Linked DNA regions of Mus musculus: region 2 is linked to region 1. A link is a loop called in an ENCODE intact Hi-C map of the cell type or tissue named here. Cell type or tissue: heart. All regions are shown on one strand. Each heading gives the region's core, and the rest is flanking DNA. Links, peaks and the distances in the headings are about the cores only.

Evidence for each region. Peaks named below come from ENCODE experiments on the same cell type or tissue, not always from the same donor. Only the 100,000 strongest peaks of a DNase experiment are listed, where the experiment ranks them.
Region 2: a loop joins it to region 1, with 2.0 times the contacts of the local background. A loop is called at or near these places in 5 of 42 quality-filtered maps.

The regions. Positions count from the first base shown.
Region 1 is chr11:33,008,317-33,019,077 of GRCm38, reverse strand. No RefSeq gene overlaps it. Among named protein-coding and RNA genes, the nearest start is that of Gm12111, 87 kb to the right of the region's middle. In heart, for the core only: no CTCF peak of the experiment used is centred there; DNase peaks (open chromatin) are centred at 5,067, 5,257 and 5,657; H3K27me3 peaks cover 629 bases.
Region 2 is chr11:33,093,217-33,103,977 of GRCm38, reverse strand. No RefSeq gene overlaps it. Among named protein-coding and RNA genes, the nearest start is that of Fgf18, 49 kb to the left of the region's middle. In heart, for the core only: a CTCF peak has its summit at 5,939 (motif pointing right); DNase peaks (open chromatin) are centred at 3,637 and 5,287; H3K4me3 peaks cover 485 bases; H3K27ac peaks cover 324 bases; H3K27me3 peaks cover 2,077 bases.

The DNA of each region.
Region 1 (10,761 bases), core at 1,403-9,402:
CCTCTTTATCCACATCTTTGTCATCAGAAGTAGAAACAGAAAATCTGACCGCAGGTGAACAAACTGTGAAGAACAGTGTCCCTTTCACCTGCCTGGGCTCTCTGAAAATGTGCGCAGGCTGCTCCGGGATCACAAAGAACTTCCTGCCATGGGACCACTGAAAGGGGTGAGTGGCTGCCCCAGGGCTGTGACCTCCCTGGAGCTTGCAAGTCTCCATCTGGTTCCGGGGTTTGAAACCCCTGTCTCAAAAAACCAAACCAACCAACCAACCAACCAACCAACCAACCAACCAACCAACCAAACGAAACAACAACAACAACAACAACAACAACAACAACAACAAACCCTGGTGCTTTCTACCCACCATCCTTCCATCCAATTAGCTTTGGCTGTTACATATGCTAGCTACAAGGTCCATCTTGCTACTTAAGTACAGCAGATGGTTCCCTGAAGAAATACCTAATCTCCTCGTGCATTATATCCTTATTTACCTCTGAAAGTTTAAATATGTTAATAACACTTGTTCTAAGTCCTTATCAATTGGTTCCAACCATAACGTCCTTTGTGTTGTGTTTTCTCTTAGGTTTGGTTTTAGCTGCTTGCTTCCTGAGAGGACACATCTTTATTTTATTCTATATGTGATATAGAATATGCATATACATATGTGCATATATATATGTATATATATATGTATGTATGTATATATATATATATATGTATATATATGAATGAATGCAAGCCTGGGCCATTTAGTTCCCTCAGCCTTATTCTGCCTGGCAGCTGCAGTGTCTGACCATTCCCCTGATCTGATTGTGGTGAAGCTGGGTTACAGCAGCGCTAACTGGATTGAATTAATCCGAATTTGACTCTCGAGTTCTTCCGTTAGAAAAAAAGTAAGTCATATTGAGACCATGTTTGTAGTTTCAGTTAGTTTGGTGTGCTTTTGAATTTAGCTCTGTCAGGTGAAAGAATCTTTTTATCATGAGGCTGCTAGGCTGTTTACCAACATTTTCTTCATTTTTGCTGTATCAACAAACTTTGGGAGAGGGAAGTTTCAGAGCAGAAGAATATCTGGCTTGTGCTGGAAATGGGTGCCAGGGCTCAGTGGAGTTCCCTGCATCTCTAATGTCACTGTATCTGTGACAGATGTGCTTATGGTTAGATTAGATTCTATCCCTGAGGTGTAGAGGTGTCATCATGATTTATTTTTGCCTATTATTTCTTACTGGCCCCACAGAAAAGTATTTTAGTCAGAAGGTGCTATACAGGTTACAAGGGGGGATAAGGCAGTAATTGTCTTACCTCACTGGCTCCTGCATGTTACAAGAATGACCCGCTTGCAAAATCTGCTCCCTGGTACAACAGTGATGATGGTGTTGGTATAGCAATCACTTTCTGACTGCCCATGGGGCCTGCTCCCCAGGAGGGACTTTATGCCTGGTATTGTACACCTGGTCAAAAGCCCATGAGTGGGGCCATTGTAGACCCTAGGGATAACCCCATTATTAGTTTGGCTAAACTGAATTCTATAGCGTTAGGTTTATACCTATAGGTTTGTGCCAGTCTCAGGCCTGACAAACAGAAGCTTCTTTTTTGCTATGGGTTAATTAAGAGTCTAAACCTAGTCATAGTGCTGGCAACAAATGGATGAATGCTCTGGTGGGTCATCTCTATCAACTTCCTGAAATCCAAGGCCCAGAGACTTCATGGAAGACAGCAAGGGAAGAATGTAAGAGTTGGCAGATGGGGAGAGCAGTGGAATGCTGGTCTCTGGACATGGCAGACACAGTTACAACATGGCCGTAATACATGCACGTTCACGGCGCAAGACCTGCACCATGTCAAGTCAATCAAAATCCCAGCATGAATGGATCCTCCCTTATTGGTAGTTGATGGGTACTGAGACAGGAGGTGGGGAGGGGAAGGAGAAGAGGGGGGACAAGAGAGGGGGAGGGGGAGGAGGAGGGGGAGGGGGAGAGGGAGAGGGGGAGGGGGAGAGGGAGAGGGAGAGGGAGAGGGGAGTTGTTTTCCTTTAGGGATGAAGACACTGGTAGGCTGCTCATACTCCAGTGGATAGCTACACACTCATGCTCATATGGGCAGAACTAATTGGACTGGGGCATCATTAATAACCCAAACAAAAGTTAAAAAGAGGACTTGAAGTTGGGAGGAGGATGGGGCAGGGAGGATTAGGGGAGGAGGTAGAGTATGATCAATATTCTCTGTATAAATGTATGAAACTTACAAAGAATAAAAAATATGTTATTTAAAGAAAAGTGGGGCTTTGATTTTTTTCCCCTAGGTTTTTCTCACAATCACCACAGGATCAGGCATTTTTTCATATCCTAATTGGAAGTGAGAGACGCAGGTGGGATCCTCTAGCGCTGGGCTTTGCTGAGTCTTCTCACGCGGCCTGCGTTTTATGCTTTTTGACGGGAGCTCACATTAACCCTGGATGCTCTCTGAGGCTTCGGCTGAAAAGGTTCCTTCTTTTCGGAGTCTTCTGTGAGTTCTCTGGGGCACTAGGTGAGATCACTACCAACCAATTTTTGCTTTAGGGATTTCAGGTTTCATAAGCCATTTAAGTTTATCTCCAAGTATCTGCGAGGACAGACAAATGGTTGAAGATTCTCATGGGAGACTTCATCCTCTCTCCCCAGTACATTCAAAATCAAGGGTGGCAGAGACAACAGTGCACAGTGTGTCTATGTGGGTGCCATAGCTGTCTCCCCTAAAGGCTCCTGAGCCTAAGGGTCTGACCTCTGTCTCCAGATGTGTAGCCATTTCAAAGCCAAGCACTGGCTTTAGAGACCCATGGGGGTGGGGAGGTGCCCTCGGGACAATGGCAGAAGCGGTGTTCATCTTTATGGCATGCGGGTTTGTGGCTGCTCTGAGATCTGCTTCCATCCCTCCAACCGTCTTGTTGTTGAATCTAAAAGGGGGTTTTAGTGTTTTATCCAGTGTTTTTAGGCACCACACTGAGGCGCTGGGTCAGTGCTGCTAACCCACTGTGTTTTCTGGAAGGAGCATCTATTACTTCTTTTGATATTTTGAGGTAAGTCCTGTAGGCTCAGGAACTGCTAAGTCATACACAGAGAGCTGTGAATCTCTGCTTTTAGCCCAGTATGTGTTACCATAGCCCAGAAGCAGTTTCACTGGCTGGTCACCTTACTTTATCTTTTACGTTCTTCAGGAACCCATGCTGGCCCCTCCAACACCAAGATCCCTTCCCAGTGTAACCTTACTGGGCTGTACTCTGGGGAGGTTCAGACCAGTACAGAGGAGAGGAGCCATGGTTTTGGAACTTGATATTGAGGCTTCTGAGTATGGAACTAAACAGCAACAATCCTTTCTGCCCTATCCATTCCAGCTGGGAATTGCCAGCCAGGGGCAGCTTCTGCCATCCTCCTATCACCCACAGCCATTAGTTTTTCTCCTTTGGGTGATCTCCCCACCTGGCCAAAGGTCCCATGGGAGCCAGGTGGTATTGAATTGGTGGTAGAGAACAGGGTCATTTTGTGACCCTGTTGTCAAGATCTCATCAGCACCCTCCTGAATGACCTAAAAGACGTCCTTGCTCCTCTCCAGAGACAGGGACACTCCCGGCCGGGCCTGGCAGGAAGTGTAGCTAGTCATTTCACCACATACAACCCCAGTAGTGACACTGTTTCTTGTGTCGCAAGGCTCGCCCTGACACAGATCTTGATTTGCCCCGTTGCTCTGTTGCAGCAAGAGGGAAGACTGGGAAGACCAATGTGGCCGGCTTGGGCGTGGCCTCGGGAATTGTCCTGAATACTAGGAAGTCTTGTTCTTCATTTTCTCTCAACTCTGTGACTGTGATGGCTTCAGCTTGTGCCTTTTAGCCTCCAATCCTTACCCCTCTACTCATCTAAGCAGGCAATGTACAAGGCAAGTTCCCCTCGTTATTCTCCTGGTATATACACTTCAGTGGCTCCCTAGTGCCTCAGGACAAGCCAGAAACTTTTCTTTCTAATTCCAGCCCACCCTGTCCTGGTCTTTTCCTTACACCAGCCATGCAAAGCACCATTCCATCCTTTCACTGGGTCTTACTCTCTCAAAAACTTGGAGACCAAGTTTCATTTCTCTGGGGCAGGTTCTCTCTCTCTGTGTCTCTCTGTATCTGTGTCTGTTTGTCTTTCTCTCTGTCTCTCTATATGTGTCTCTCTGTGTCTGTCTGTCTGTCTGTCTGTCTGACTGTCTGTCTGTCTCCAGCCTAGGCTGACCTTGCGGGTCCTCAGTCCCCAGCATCAGGTCTACAGATAAGTACTCAATGCCTAAGTTCCAGTATTTCCTGTCAGTTGCTTACAGGGTTTAGTTCAGGAGTCCCTTGTTTTGGCTCAGCTCAGCTCTGGGGCTCCCATAACCATTTTCATGAGCATTGCTGAGTATTCACACAGAACTATGTAAGTGTGGGCCACCACCATGGCACCAGGTGTTGGAATTCAGAGTGTGTGATGCCGTAGTTGCTATCCTTATGCCTTACAGAATAGAAAGGAGAGGCACAGAAAGGCAGAGCCATTTGCTCAGAGTCACACAATTAAAAAAATGGCAGCCTCGAGTCCAGTCCAGGCAGCCAGGTACCGGAGAGTCTAAGTACCATGCAACAGCAGCGCTGACTTCTGGAAGCCAGGCTTCTTGAGACAAAACTGAGATTCCAGTGTTAGATTCTGGGTGCCAAAAACTCAAGGAAGGAATGAGTTGGGGGCCTTGGGGAGAAGACATTGGGAAAGGTAATGCTGAGGTCTTGGGATATCCTGGCTACACAAGGGCCCTGGAGGCGAGCTTCAGCCCCTTGCTTCAATCACCCTGTGACCTTGGGCAGGAAGCCACGCTGAAGCATAGTGAGGGAGACTCCCGAAACCCCTGGGGTGGAAAACAAGTGTAGCTAAATGTCAGAGTTTAGAGCCCCAGCCAGGCCTGTGTCCTGTTCTGGAGCAAAGCTCGGCTAGAGGCTTCACCAGAGCAAAACAATTCTTTGAGATTGGCGCATGGGACCCCACACCCACACGCCCTTCAGGGCGCAGGGGATGCTGCATGGGTGTCCTGGTGGCCAGGTCAGGGTGAGGCAGCCTGGGCTGTGTGGGGCAGCAGGCAGCTGGGCCACCCGGACACCTCTGACAGGCAATTTCCAATTTCCTATGGAATGAAAGTGTCAAAGTGAGTGTCCGTCACTGTCTGCTGCCTCCCTGGGAGGGGAGGGTGACTGCAGCAGGCTTAGCCCTGGGCCTTTCCCAAACAAACAGCATCTAAGAGAGCCGCTGTGGGCAGTATGATTTGGGAGCCCCGGTTCCTACCTGCTTGGGTGACCCTGGGAAGGCCTGTCTTTCTGGGCCTTTTTCTCCCTTTGTGGAAGGGGGTTTGAGGGAGGGAATATTGAGGCCCTTTCCAGCTCCGGGATGCTCCATTCTGTAATGAAGCTGGGTGTGGGAAAAGATGAAGTCTAAGGGGAGAGGGGGAAGGGGCTGGAACCTTTCTGGGTTGGAACAGCTAAAGGAACCTCTGTTCAGCCCCAGCCCCAAGCTCCCAGATCCAGCAGCCGAACTGGGATCCACCCAAAATCAGCGCGGGGAAGCCAAAAGCATGAGTAAGGAGGGGCCGGGGCCAAGCATGTCACTGCACAAACAGCCAGCCCCCTCTGGGGTCCCATTGGCCCTGTCGGGGGAGGAGAAGGCTGTTGGGGCCCCCTCAGCCACTACCTCAAGCTCACTGGCTTGGCCCAGAGATTCAGGGTGGAGGCCTGACTGTGGACGTGGCCGGGGAGTCCTCAGGAAGAGCTGGGGGAGCCCAGGAGGCCCCCGTAAGGCCAGGCTCTGAGGGCTGGACTTCCATGTGACACAGCCCAGGGTTTTCTGGGATGGTCCCCGTGCTGGATCGCCTAGAAGCTCCTGATTTTCTGGCCTTGACCATTCTTCAAACTTGCAGAACCCTAGCAGTCTTCCGGGCCTGCTCTGTGCATCTTCACAGGCATTCCCAACACACTTGTGGGTTTATTTCTGTCAGGTTCCTGGCTCCAGGATAGCCCCATTGCCCAGTTTCTCTAGCTGGTGTTCTGGAATTGATCCCAGAATCTCTCCCTCACTAAACCCTTCCAAGAGCTTCCCTTGTCCTGTCTGCTGCCAGTGCTGTTGGTCTGTTCTCTTGTAACATGTGACTCGCCGTTTGAACCTCAATCGTTTACAGTCTGCCTAATCATCGTCCAGTTTTCCTACGACTGCCTTCAATTTTTTTCCTTACTCTAATAACAAAAACAAAGCAGTGGTCATAACCCACGTTCTGCATTCCCGTTCCCATGTCTCCTGCAATCCCAGGAAGCCAATTTCCTGCATTCTGTGTTTGCTGCTCCAGCGCGTTAGTTAGCATTTTCATCACAGTGACAAAAATACCCGACATAAACAACTTGGTGGAGGAAATATTTCTTTGGGCTCACAATCCATCCTGGTGTGGAGGGTGTGCTGGATGGAGCTCTGGAACGGAGTATCCCAGGATGCCTCTGCCAGGAAGCAAAGAGGAGAGGATGCCTGTGCTCCGGGACTGGTACCCACAGCCTCTGTGGCATGATGCTACCCACTTTCAGGGTGATGCTCCCCTCAGAAAGTTCTCTTAGGAATCATTCTCAGACACATCAGGTGTGTACTGTACTGGTCCAAGTGCTTTTCTTTCCGGTCAGACAAAAATTAATCATCACTCCTCCTTGACTACATACAGGGACTCCTAGAACCCACTTTTCAGTGCTATCAAAGGCAATCTTTTGCATGTAGTTTTCGGGGAATGGGCTTCTTCACATTTATGGTTGTGCCAAGCAGATTAGGTGTTGCGTATTGTTTGTTACATTTTTAAGATTTTGTTTTTATGTTTTTGAGATTTTTAAAATTTTATGGCTATCTTGTATGCATGTCTGTACTGCAGTGCATCCTTGGTACCTGTGACGGCCAGAAGGGCGAGATCACTTGGAAATGGAGTTACAGACAGTTGTGAGCTGCTGCGTGTACACTGGGAATTGAACCTGGATCTTCCGAAAGAGCAACCGGGGCCCTTAACCACTGAACCATCCTTTTGCCCCACAAGCAGGTTGTATGATGCACAGAAGAGATGTATAGATCTCTTCCATGCTGGCTTTATAATGCTTTGAAGTTCCCTCCATCCAGAGGCAGTCTTTCTCCCTGTCTGGTAAGTCTTTGCATGTACGCTGCTTTGTTCTGACTAAGATAACATGGCTGAGGTGATGGTGGTACCTTTTGAGTTTAGGCCTTGTTATGGTTTGCATGTGACTCCCCCCACTTAATCCTCAAATTCCTATGTTAGTTGTATTTGGAGGCAGCAGGGACTCTGGGAGTGATTGAGTGGATGAAGAAGTCATGTGGTCCCCCATAAAGGTATTAGAAGCTTCCAGAACCAGCACTTCTGTTCTTCCACCATGCTGCACGATGCAGCAGGAAGACCCTCCTCACGTCCTTGTGTCATGCCCTTGAACTACAAGTCACTGAAAGTGTGTCCTGAACAGGCCTCTATTCTTCTCAAGTCATGGCAGCAGAAAATGGACCAAGCCAGACCTTAAGAGGGTCTGTGATCTTCTTTATTCTCCTGGGAACTCCCAGAGCATGAGATAAGTTGCTAGGTGATGGGAAATGTGGCCCCACTTGCCACATTGTTACAGCCAACAGCCAATTGTTTTTCAGAAGGGTCAACAAAAGTAACTGAACATCTGTGGTGAGTGAGAATAAGGATTCTAAAGAAATAAGCACTGGCTGGGCAGTGGTGGCACACACCTTTAATCCCAGCACTTGGGAGGCAGAGGCAGGTGGATTTCTGAGTTCGAGGCTAGCCTGGTCTACAGAGTGAGTTCCAGGACAGTCAGGGCTACACAGAGAAACCCTGTCTGGAAAAAAGAAAAGAAATAAAAAGAAAGAAAGACACTGCATTGCAACAGCACTCTATCATATACTGGTAGGTGACTCCAGACTTGATTACTCTCTGCTTTCACATCATTTCAACAATCAACCTCACAGGCCATGAAAGTACAGATATGTAGACCCTGGGGATGCTTCTCAATTGTGTATACACCATAGTTTATGTTATATACACTCTTGGTATATATCATAGATTACATGATGTGGATCCTTGTTGTATGTATATATCACAGAGCATGCTATATTCTCATAGTTTTTACTTGTTGAGTGTTTGCTTACTCCATAGTTTATAGTGTGTATTACTGTGCTATGCATGGCTCCAAGGACTGACCCAACTGGGGCACTGAAGGGATGGAAGTCTGGGTTCTTAGATGGAGAAGCTGCAGCAGCCTGGAAGCTCAGTGCATTTATTATTTACAGTTGGACAGAGAGGTGGGTGTATTGTATACAGCTGAGCAAGAATGTGTGATTATTACATACGGAAAAACAAGAAGGCAGGTTTAGCTAGTCTCTGTAGGAGCAGGCTCTGTAGGGGAGTTGTCTTCATGCCATATATATCTGGAGGTCAAGGTAGAAAGAAGACCACAGTGGTTAATTTCTGCACACACTATCACTATCCATGCTTGGACCAGAGGAAGGTCTTGCCATCTTTCTGAGCCCTTCCTAGAGAAGGCTTTGTAATTCTGATGAGGCATTGGTGTCCTTGGAATGGCTGTGCCCACATCAATACCATACATTTACTCAGGACTCTGCTTGCTCCCTACAATCATGGTAAATGTATTCTGTAGTTTGTGCATGTGTGTACATACATGCATACACATGGACCATGTTGCATAGAAAAAATAGCAAAATGGTTCTTTTTGAGCCTTTTTTCTTGGCGGAAGCAGAGGGAAAGCTACAAGCGTTTCCCACTGTGGTGGTTTGAATGAGAACGGTGCACTGGAGGTTCATGTAATGGAACAGTTGGTTTCCAGCTGATGTAGCTGTGGACTGTGGAACCTTTAGAAGGAGGAACCTTGCTGAAGGAAGTACATCACTGGGGGAGCGGGTTGTAGCCTGGCCCTACTTTCTATTCTTTCTCTCTGCTTCCTGTGTGCAGATGAAATGTGATTGTCTATCTTCTTCTGCCCCCATGCCATGCCTTTTCCACCAGTGTGGACTCTGTCCCTTTAGAACACTGCTTCTCAACCTTCCTAACATTGTCACCCTTTAATACATTTCTTCATGTTGTGGTGACCTCCAACCATAACATTATTTTTGTTGCTACTTAAAAACTAATTTTGCAACTGTTATGAACTATAATGTAAATATCTGTATTTTCTGATGATCTTAGGTGACCCCTGTGAAAGGGTCATTCTAAGCCCCAAGGAGTCACGACCCACAGGTTGAGAATTGCTCGTCTAGAACCTTAGGCTAAAAGAAACCCTTCCTTTCTTACATTGCTTTTGGTCATGGCATCTTATCACAGCAACAGAAAAGTAACTAAGACACACGTGTATTGTCTCATTTTTACCATTGTCGAAATCTCATGAAATGTGTGATGTTGGCCCCATGTAAAAGATAGGAAAAATCAAAGCTCCCAGGGAGGAATAAAGATCCCATATCTAGTAAATAGAAAAAAAGTGTCTTCAAAGAAAGGTCTTGGTGTTGATCAATTACACACAATTATTGAAAATACTGGATAGGCTACTTATAAAGCAAAGAGAGGTTTACTTCAGCCTCTGGTGCCAGAGGCTCAAACCTGTTATTGAGAGCCCCTTGCTTTTATGCAGCGTGCCATGGCAGGAGTATATGTTTAAAGACGGGGCAGGAACAGAGGGATTTAGTGGGCTTCCACATTTCCTCTGAGGGCAACACCCATGATGGGCTAAATGTATCCTCCCACAGGCCCTATGACATAAAGGTTTCACCATCTCCCAACATCACCACCCCAGGGACCAAACCTTTATATCTGGGCTTCTGGGAACAGCCCTCCAAGCCGCAACAATCTGTGTGTCTATGTGACCCACCCCCAGATCTTGGACACTATATCCCCAAGCCTCCCAAGGTAGGTCTGCCTTCAGACTGCTGAGCACACATTTTTCTGCCACCTGTAATTCTGACTAGGGGCACGCAGGACTGCTACTTCTATGCCTCTCGAGGCCACTGTCATCTCAAGCCACATCCCTGTTAGATAGACCTGGTCTGGGCTTTCCTGGGTGTGTGTTTAGGCTTCAGTTTACTCTATCAAGGGGCTTCCTGCTATATTCTGTGCTGTTGCTTTCTGACCAGGGAAAGGCAAAGGCAGAGGTCAGGAGAGGCCCTGATGTTGGCTTACTCTCTGCAAGGGTTGATTTCCAGCCAACCAGAGAGATACTCAATTGTCTTCTCAGCACATGCATGGGCCATGTGGTTCCCCTGACACAGCAGCTGAGAGAACCACTCTGCTGTGGAAACCCTGCCCCAAGAATGGAAGCTGTGGCTGGCTTTTGGAATGCTCTCTCTTTTGCAGAGAAAGAGAGAGAGAGAGAGAAAAAGAGAGAGAGAGAGAGAGAGAGAGAGAGAGAGAGAGAGAGAGAGAGAGAGAGAGAGGAAAGAAAGAAAGAAAGAAAGAAAGAAAGAAAGAAAGAAAGAAAGAGAGAGAGAAAGAGAGAAAGAAAGAAAGAGGCCTTGTGTTGAGTCACATTTCCCAAGGGCCTATCCTGAATTACAGCTTCAGTGGGTGACGTGGATCAGTTCTTCAAATGTCCTCAGATTGTCCACCACGACCTCTTCTGCAGCTGCAGGCTTCCCATTCCAAGGCCCCAACTCAACAGGTCTGATCGAAGGCCTTGGATGCTAACTCTGCATTGAG
Region 2 (10,761 bases), core at 1,324-9,323, 85 kb before region 1:
TTATGTCAGGCAGTCCATCGTTTATAGGAAGCTGATAGAGAAGATTGGTATCAGAAGGCATGTGTGTGTGCATGCATGCACGTGTGTGTGTGTGCACGTGTGTGCATGTGCATGTGTGTGCGTGTGTGTGTATGTGCATGTGTGTGAGTGTTTGTGTGTGCATGTGTGTGTACATGTGTGTGTGCGTGTTTGTGTGTGTGTGAGCACTCGTGTTTGTGTTTATTGCTGACCTTGCATTTTAAAAATTTCTTTTTGAAATTTTAATTTCTGTGTATATAGTTCTCTCGTTAGCCCTAGAGTTTGTTGAGTTGGTTAGCCTGGCGAGCTCCGGGGACTTGTCTCTGCCTCCGCAGTGCTAGGATTACAGGTGTACTACTGGATGTTACATGGATGCTGGGAGCAGTGTTCTTCTCTGCTTCTTGCCCATCAGGAGCTGAGCAGCCTCTGCACACACTCCTGATGCTGTGACCTTCTGCTTTGCCTTGGCACAGGCCCAGAGTCAACAAGACCGGGACTGAGGACTAGACTCTCTTAGCGTGGGCTGAAACACGGCTTTCATACTTTAAAATGGGCAGCAACAATAACAGCAAAACAGCTTTTGTTGCATGTAGACCAAACAAGCAAACAACCCTTGATAAAAAGCCAGTATTTGTTCTACATGTCAGAAGGGCAGTTTTCGTTATTTGCTTTGACAAAACAAAACCTTAGTTTCTTCTCATGCGCTCAGTAAATGGGCCATGAATTAGCGTTTGGTCACCTAGTCTTGGCTTCTTAGAAACTAGGTGTTTGGTGACAGACCACAACCTACTGAAGTAAATGCTCAGATTGTCCCAATGTCGAGTCGACACACTCTCCTGGCTGACTAAGCTGTTTTGAGTTCAGTTTTCTGGTTAACAAAGATGTTGCATCACACACTATGTTTGACAGTCCTTCTGCCTGCTCAGAGAGTTCTTGGGGTGGACTTGGTCTTCCAATCATCTAAAAATTTCACTAACTTCTTCCCTCCCTTACTGATAAGAGCTCCCTCTGTGTCTCATATCCACTACTTCATTTAAATCCATCAACAGCCCAGAGACATGCTTAGATTGTTTCCATTTTACACAAGAGAGAACAGAGACTCAGAGACATGCCAGAGACCACAGAGCAAGTGAGTTTGAATCCTGTTCTCTAATTACAGACTCTCCTGTCCTCTCCCTTCCCTTCCATCTTTTCCCTCCCTCCCTCTCTCCTTCCCTCCCCTTCCTTTTCTTTCCTTTCTTAGGTCTGGAGACTTGAACTCAGGGCTTTGTGTATGCTAGGCAAGCACTCTACCACTGAACCATATACTCAGCCTTAAGACTTTTATGTTCATTCAGTTTTATAAGAACTTGTTGAATGCATACAGTGTGTTAAATGCAGCTTGCTAAACTCCAGTGAAAACATCAGTGAATTCAGCAGGGTCTCCTCCATCCACCAGGGACTTGAGGACACAGACAGTGGCAGTGTGATGACGCAGAAATATCTGTGATAAAGTAGGTGTTGGGAATTGCCTCTTTATTCTGAGCTTGAATAACAGGGCCAGAAGCCATCACTTTCGTCCCATGAGCTTCACTGCTCAAGGTTCAGGCTTGAGTATAGGGGGAGCAGGCGAGAAATGGCATAATAGAAAGTGTGTAATGGGGACAAGGTAACCCCAGGAGGAAGTGGGGACGCTGCTGGAATGGAGAATGATGCTAGGTGGTCACAGGGTGACTGTGAAATACAGTGAAATACAGGCAAGAGAAGTGTGCAATTTCAGGGCCAAGCTAAAAATGCCCATTTAGTGCTCTGTGACACCTCCCTCCTGCTTGTTAGCTCACATCGGGTAGAAAACTTCATAGAAGACTCTAGGGAGGCCTAGATCTCAGAGTGGGTGCATAGAACACAAGCCCCAGTCAGGGCACTGGGCCTTCAGGGGCAGCCCTGTGTGACTGCAGGATACCTGAGAGCAGGATCCTGGACGGTGCTGAGGGAATGAATGATAGAGTTCATGACTGTGCACCAGTGTGCAATGAAGCTGCCATATTAAGAGTCATGGTGGGGTGTGGCTCTGCATGACCCCTGGAGGGGCAGCAGTGGCAGCAAGGAGAGAGAGAAAGGGAGAGAGATAGAGATAGAGATAGATAGATAGATAGAGAGAGAGAGAGAGAGAGAGAGATGCAGCAGCTGGAATGGGGGTCTCCTCCTACCTGCCTGTCTTCTGGCTCCTGCTCCCTCGGCTTCCTACCCATGCTGTGATCAGAGGACCCTCCTGGCCCTGCCCTGAGCTTTCTTGGCTGGAGGCCTTCAAAAGCTGTTTCTCTTGGATAGAGCATCCCCTCCCCAAATCCCTATAAAAGGGTCAAAGTATTTTCTTTGACTCAACAAAGCAGTGAAAGGCCAGAGATGTCTGGAGAGCTGAATTTGCACTTCCCTGGCTTGCTCACGAGCTCTGAAGCCTCTAGGCAATCTTTTAGGGCCTTCCCTGCATTATTGAATCAGCAAGCACAAGAGACAGGAGGGTTAAGACTGGGTTGTGAGGGTGGCCTAATCAGCCATCAATGGTGGGAGAGGCCCTTGGTCTTGCGAAGATCATATGCCCCAGTACAGGGCCAGGAAGTGGGAGTGGGTGGGTTGGGGAACAGGGTGGGGGGAGGGTATAGGGGGCTTTGGGGATGGCATTTGAAATGTAAATGAAGAAAATATCTTAAAAAAAAAGACTGGGTTGTGGAGGCAGTGGAAGACCCAGTCTCGATGTTGGGTGTCTAGGCATCTGTCCTTTTCTAGGTTGCCTCTCTCTCTTTCACTTTAATTCCCTCAGTGACAGCACAGGGGCAGCTTGACAGTGGGTCTTAGGAACCCCGAGTCTTTCTGCAGGAAAGCTACACTGTGGCTCTGTGCATTCTCTGCTGAATAAGGTCATATTCAGACAGGAAAATGGCAGAGTAGAGAGGAGGGGCTGCCCCAGTGCTCAGGCTGGTCAGGGACTGTGAGTCCAGGTGAGTGAGCAGAGCCAGCAGACAGATCTCTACCTGTGGAGACATGTGTACGCCACCCGAGTACAGTCTAATGTCAGCAGCTCGTTATTGTAGCCATCTACGTGAGTGCCAGGTGGGCAGCATCATTGCTATCTTACAGATGGGGAAACTGAGGCCAGACAGGCGACGGAGGCAGTGGCGGTGCCTGCACTTGTATCCAACATTTCTCAACACTCCAAAGAGCTTGGAGTCCTCTGAGTTTGGAGGGGGTTTGAGGTGGGAGGTGGGACTCAAGTTTGGGAAAGCATCAGACTGATAGGCAGCCAGGATGGTGCCAGGCAGGGCCAGTACTCGCCTGAACCTGCTGTCTTCAGATGGACAGCAGGTGAGTTCTGTCTGCACTTGTGGTGGGTCTGAAACCTCTTTGGCCAGCCATTTCTTCTAGAAGCCTAAATAACCACATTCTCGGTGTTCTGTGTACACAGCTGATCTCACCTCACATCCTCCTGGTGGGCGGGGCTGGCTCCTTGGGAAAGGGGGTTCCGTTTTAGACAGTCTACCCCTCCGCCCTCTTTTGCACTCATTAGCCTTGGCCAGCCCCCCTGGGCCCAGCTCGAGAACAGCCGCTTACCCTTCTGCCAAGCACGGAGTGGGAAGGGAAGGGCTGGACAGCCCAGCCAGGAGTCCCGGCCAGGGAAAGATCAGCTGAGATGACTGTGGCTCGTAAGAGGCCAGGACCAAAGCATGGGGACTTAGGGCTAGGAGAGGCAGAGGGGTGGCTGGAAGGTCAGGGGTGAGCAGAGGCTCTCAGTCCAGCTCAGTCTGGGTGCATGAGCCCTGCTTTCACAGCTGTAGCTGGAGGGGCATGGGATAGAAAGTGGCCCCGCCCCTTTCTTCTTAAAGGGACCAGCTAGACCTCTGAAAGAAGCGGTCCTGGCTTAGTGGAGCTGTCTGAACTGAGGACTTCCTCACTAGTGAGTTATCCTGCCAGGAAGACACAAGTCCAAGCCTCCTGCCTGCTACCAGTTTAGTATTCAGCAGGCTTCCCCCTAGTTGTGAAAACAATGGAGTTGGGCCCCTAGCTGCTTTGTCTGGAGTGTCTAGTCTTAAGTCTGTCCCAGAGTGGTTGCTTCAGAGGTAGCTGGTGAGCAGACTTGCCCAGGACTCCCAGGTTCCAAGAGGAACCCTTCTCAGACTCTCTTTTTGGTTTGCCAGGCCAGGATCTGTTCAGTTCCAACAGGTCCTGGTAGGGGCAGGAGTGTCTCATTCAGTGTGTTCTGGGGCCTTGCCACCTCACTCAGACTCACATTCCTACATATAATGACATCTGTATGCTATTCACATGTCATTAGTTGACAGTGTAGTTTAGTTAATGGGACCGTGAAGCTGTCAGTGATGGGGCATACCGAGAGCCCAGCAGTGGGTGTGGTCAGAGCAACTAAACATTGGCTGGTCTCAAAGGGTTCAACCAATGGCAGCGGTTTTTGTTTTCTTCCATAAATGCTTTCTGCAGAGGACAATACCTGTCACTTCAGGAAACTGTGCAGCTGAGATGTAAATGACAGTGAGTTCACGGCAGAGCTGGGGTTTGAGACTGCTTTCTTCCTGTCACCGTGCATGGCTTTAAGATACATTTAGCCCCAGTACACAGTCTGGGGAGACACTCTAGGTTGGTGGTTGCTGCTAGCTGGGGTACAAGATGGATGTCTGGGTCTAGAGGATGACAGACTCTCCTTCCTCATCACAGTTGTCTGGTTCTCAGAGGAACCTCACAGGACAGCCATGGACAGTTGTGCTGGGTAGAAATGGCGCAAGAGCTTGAAGCCTCTTCCTTTTCAGTGTCAGCTTCATCGTCATCTGTATTCTGGGTGATCCCACAAAAACATGTCGAGTATCCTGTGAGCTTCACCCTGCTAGAAGGTTTCTAGGACACATGGCACTAGAAGGGGGCCTGTCCAGGGAAGGTCTGTCTCTGCAGCCTCCAGTCTGTGGCCTCAGCCCACAGCTGCGCCTGGCCTCCTGCTCTGCCACCCCCTCCCATGAGTCCTTAGGGATTTCTCTGTTCCAAATTGACCCTTCTTTGCTGAGGAAGTTTCTATTCCTCACCCCTAGGTACACCCACTCTGCTGGCGCAGGGTGCTTCTCTGTGGTGGTGTATGTGTGTGCACGGGTAGGGGTGGGGGTGTCTCTCGGATTCCAACTACACAGGATGCTAAGCACAGGCTGTGCCCCATACACAAAGCCCCCGTGAGTCAGCCTGGACTGGATCAGCTGTCCTTCCCAGAGCCCCGCAGTCCTCCTGGCTGTTGCTGCCTGCAAATTCCCGGCGAATGGTACTCTAGAGACCTGCCGGGCCCAGGCTGCGTCATTCCCACCCTCCTTGAGCCCAGGGACCAGCCAGGCAAGGCTCCAGCCCTGGGAACTCCGCCTGCTGCCTTTTCTCCTTCTTCGAAACTCTACTCTGTGATTCAAGGAAACATCCCGGCTTCTGTCGCCTGCTAGGCTAAGCTGACCTTGCACTGGAGGGCAGAAAGCATAGCATGGCTCTAGAGTCCAAGTGCTTCCGATGTTCTGGGAGTTGATGGATCGAGTCCTATGACTCCTGTGGACCTTGGTCTGTACAACTCAAGCAGAACAGGAGGGTGGAGAGGGTGAGGGTCTACTAGAGAAAAGGAGAGTAAGTACTGCCTTTGGAGCCTTCATGACTTCCTCCCTAGTTAACATGGTTTGTTCCTTCGTGAAGAGTTCTCTAGAGTTTCCAGTGGTCCAGACTCAAACTTTGTACTGTCTCTCTATGTACACAGATCACCACTCCTGGATTCCGTTGTTGTGGCCCTGGATCGGAACTCAGCTCTCGCCCTCGGAAAGCCCTTCTGGAAGAGTTAATCTACTGTGGTCCCTTTTCGACCCTCCCCCCCAAGGCAGAAAGCTTCTGCACCACCACTGGGAGGGGCTCTACCACTAGAGGGCGCACATCCCCAACCTGACTAAAATAACAAAGCAGCTTACCCCAGGTGCATGCAAGAACAGCCTTTATTGCGTACTTTTATGCTCTGTGCGCTGAACTAATTCCTTCCATACCTCTGGGACATCATAGTACTGTGTCCCCTCTCAACACTGAGCTCCAGAGGAGCAGCAATGACTCACCAAGGCCACCGAGTTTCCAGTGACGACGACGATGGGACCATGATCAGCCAAGATAGCTGAAAGCCCAGGCTTGGATGGTTTGGAGGACAGATGTTTATATTCCTATAATCTCTATCATTTTCTCTGTCAAGTGTCCCAACTAAGATCTCCACTTTCCCTCTGAGCAGTGCACTATCCCAGAGGAGCTTCCACGATTGCGTGGCACCGAGTCTGGCTTGGGGAGTTGATGTGGGACAAAGGTCCTAATTCTCAGGAGCTTCTCCTTTGACAGGAGCGCCTTGCTCCTTCACAGAGGTCCATTCTCTGGATTTTCTAGCTTCTCCCATGAGCTGGGGATGATTATCTGGAGCTGCCGTGTCTCCGACTCCCTGCAGTAAGAGGATGTCATTGGGTGGTCCCAGTTGATGCTGCATACAAGCATTCAGTAGGACCAATGCTGAGCAAGTTCACACCAATGTCTTCAAAGGATCCCGAGAAGTGCATGTTTGTGCTTTTAAATAGAAGTGTAGAGAGGATGAGCGGGTGTCTCCCAGGGTGCCCAAGTCAGTGGTGCTAAGTCCGAGCTTAGCCGGACCCTGCTCAAACAGGTGTTTCCTCATGAAGCCTCTGGTGCAGACTGAGATTGATCCCACCACACATTTAGTATTTACGTCTGCTTGTAGGTCTTATGTTGTCTTTGTCTTGCTTTGTTCAGTGGACATCATGAAGCCTGGTGTGATCAGAGGCTTAAAAAGTGTTCTGTTGGAATCTTTCTTGGGACTACAATAAAGGAGTTTTAGTTATTCCGTTAGAGGAGAGGAAGGAAAAGAAAAGAAGAAAGCCCTTAGAGGAAACAGCAGGTGTATGAGTTTCTGCTGCTGCTTTGTGGGGTCCAGCCTCAGCAGACACCGCAGGAGAAGGACCGCCAAGCAGAGCCTAGCCTTGGGGCCCTTCTAGGACACTGGACATCTGAACGAGGCCTCTCAGGGACTGTCAGTAAGCTGCTGTTTGGTTGGTGCTCAGGCCGATTTTTAGCTCCTTTCTCTGGGAAGAAGGAAACCAAGTTTCTGTGAGCTTGGCACAGTTCCCTACAATTCTGTCTTGAGCAGAAAGGAAGGACAAGAGGGATGGGTGGAAGGGGAAAGGGAGAAGAAAGGAGGGAAGGGGAGAGAGGAGAGAGAGAGAGAGAGAGAGAGAGAGGGAGAGGGAGAGGGAGAGGGAGAGGGAGAGGGAGAGGGAGAGGGAGAGGGAGAGGGAGAGGGAGAGGGAGAGGGAGAGGGAGAGAGAGAGAGAAGCTTATTCAGGCTTGTGTTCTGTTCAGTCCAATTCCTCTTCTATATTTTCTCTCCAGTCAGGATGCCATGTGATCAGTTACTAGGCTGCATGTGGCGCCCTGATCCTATTGAAGATAAATTCTAGTGTCAATTGCCTTCTGAAAATGTCGAATCAATTTATGTTCCCTGCAATAATATGTGAGAGAAAAGAGTGTATTTGCTCATACTCTAACAGCAGCCTTCCAAACATTTTCAGTGAGAGGCATGGAGTGAAGTGTCTTCTCTCCCTCTCCCCTCTCCCCTCTCCCCTCTCCCCTCTCCCCTCTCCCCTCTCCCCTCTCCCCTCTCCCCTCTCGTCTCTGTCTCTGTCTCTTTCTGAGACAGGGTTTTTATATAGCATTGGCTATCCTGGTACTTAATCTAGAAACCATGCTGGCTTTGAACTCTGATCTGCTTGCCTCTTGAATAAGAAAACCAAGTGTCCTTTGCTGAAGGGCTGGGATTAAAGGTGTGTGTCACTATCACCTGGCTACATTTTCTTGTTTAAATATGAAACTAAAAAATCTTTTATTTTTAAAATTGTGTGTGTGTGTGTGTGTGTGTGTGTGTGTGTGAGAGAGAGAGAGAGAGAGAGAGAGAGAGATACCAGAGGCATTAGACCCCTTGGATCCAGAGTTAGATAGTTGTGAGTCACCTGGTATGGATACAGGGATCTGAACTTGAATTCTCTGCAGTAGTAATATCCTTTCTTAACCATGGAACAATTTCTCTAGCCTTCAAATGTAGCATCTTATGGTGATCAATGCAGTGGGGCTTCTTGTGCACTTAAATTCCATGTCGTGTCATGGCTCCACATAGAACCATGGCCTTGGAGCTGCATCTCTTTTAACCCCCACTGAGAGCTCAGCAAAGCTTCTAAGGCATTCACAAGCGAGTGAGCGAGTGAGAGAATGAATGAGCGAGTGAGAGAATGAATGAATGACCCTGCTGGCCACTGCTGCTCTGAGAGACAGTAGAGAAACACCCCGCATCTGACTTCATAACTGATTTCATGCAAGTTCAAAGCGTCTCTAAAATATTCAAGTTTCTCTAAAATTCCAAAATTTCTATAAAATTTCAAAGTCTCTTAATTGTGGAATCCCATAAAATAAAAGTTAAATACTTTCTTACTCCAAGAGGGAAGAACTAGGGCACAGAAAGAACCAACAATCAGACCAAAGCAAAACCAAAATTCTACGTACTAAAAGCTCAATGCTAGCAGTCTAAGAGCCACTCTCCTGCCTCCAGGCTCTGAAGGGCACTGATGGTTACACTTCTCTTGCTTTGCCATCCAGAGCCCACACAACTTGTCTCATAGTCCCGGCCGCACAGCTGTTGCTTTCCTTGGTTATCATTCCACAGATTGGCATCTGTAAAATGCTGGAGTCTCTACTGCAACTGGACTGCACCTTCAGCAGTATCCTCTCTTGGGTTCTCTTCAGGGAATTTGGCAGGTGGTGCTAAGCTCCAGCTTCTCTCCATGGCCCTTAAATTCTGGGGCTTCTACTGAAAAAGAGGCTACATCTTCACCATAGCCTCTCCTGACCTCTTTTTTTTAGCCACTGCAGCCCTGTCACACAGTGTCAACTCTTAAGTGAGCTCCTTGACTCCTTCATGCCTTTAAAACCAATACTATGTGGATGACTCTTACACATTACCAAGTATGGGTGCCAGCATGCAATGCAGCCTTGGTCCCCTCTGGACCATATTTTCTGTGTGTTGACCCTGGGGAAACACTTCCCAGAGGGTTTCTCCTCAATGATGCTGGTCTCTTCTTAATTATCAATTGTTCCAGCAATGCAAAATTCACTTTATGTCCATTGCTATTTTGGCTACACATGTGTCTGTGTGAAGGTACCAGACCCTGTTGTCATTTGCTCTGCTGGTATTTATTGTAATGCTAAATCTTGTACCAGAAGGTCTAGGCCTACAAGAGATTTTTTCACGTTTATCGGCTTTTGTTGTGCAAACCTTGTTCCTTGATTTAAAACTATAGGTTAAGTAAAAATGGCTACAATCAATTACTGGAGGGATTAGAGGTAGGTGTTTTTTTTCAGTTACCTGATTGGAGGTGGAGAAGCGAGGAGGAGAAGAATAATGAGGAGGAGGGGGGAGAAGACACCATGAGAGGAAAGATATGAGCCCATGGCTAGGAGAAACAGCAAGCATCTGGGTACACCACGGGGAGGTGGCCAGGCCAGCAGATAGAAAAGTAGATTAGGGGTTACCCCTAGTAATTGTCGAAGTCAAATACAATAACCACAGTCTTAGACTCATTTATTTTTAAGCTAGTTGGGGATAAGATTAAATTAATTCTACTACAATACCCCCTGGAACTGGAGTTACAAACAGTTGTGAGCCGCCATGTGGGTGCTGGGACCTGAACTTGGGTCCTTTGGAAAAGTAGCCAATGCTCTTAACTGCTGAGCCATCTCTTCAGGCCCCCATAATTTCACTTTAGTGTTTCTATTCCCTTGTTAATCACCGTTGATTCACTGGTCTCAGGTGTCCAGAACCATGATCTTTAGTTCAAAATATCAAATGGCCTTAATAGAGTCTTTAAGAGACTTTCAGGCTTTCTTCTGAAACATCCCAAGACAGGACTCCATGGTCTGCATTACTCTCAAAATTCTTGTCTTCCAACCTATCTTAGAAGAATCCACTGAGCTCTGAGCACTCAATGGCTTTTCTAGTCTAAAGTTCAAATGCTACCACAATCCTCCTAAAACACAGGTTAAGTCTATCATGGCAATACCCCACTCCTGGTACCAACAGAATTCTGTCTTAGTGTTTCTATTGCTGTGATAAAATACCATAACCAAAAACAATTTGGGGAGGAAAGGATTATTTCATCTTACAAGTCTCAGGTCACACCATATCACTGAGGGAAGTCAGGGCAGGAACTCAAAGTCGGAACCTGGAGGCAGGAGAGGAATCAGAAGCTGTAGAGCAGCAGTTCTCAGCCTATGTGTCACAATCCCTTTGGCAAACCTCTATCTCCAAAAGTATTTACAATATGATTCATAACAGTAGCAGAACTATAGTTATGAAATAGCAACAAAAATAGTTTGGGGTCACCACAACGTGAGGAACTATATATATATATATATATATATATATATATATATATATATAATTTGAAGTGTTTTTATTTAGGCATTCAATATGAATAAAGAAATATTGACATCTGACTACTAAGTTTAAAACAGGGTACAATGCTAGATTGTGCTCCCCCACAACACTGCTGCCAACTCTTTGCAATCTTATACATACTTCAAGGCAGAGATTCTACATTTCCCCAAATCCCTTGAAGAGCTTCAAATATGCCAATAAAAGAGCACCTGCAA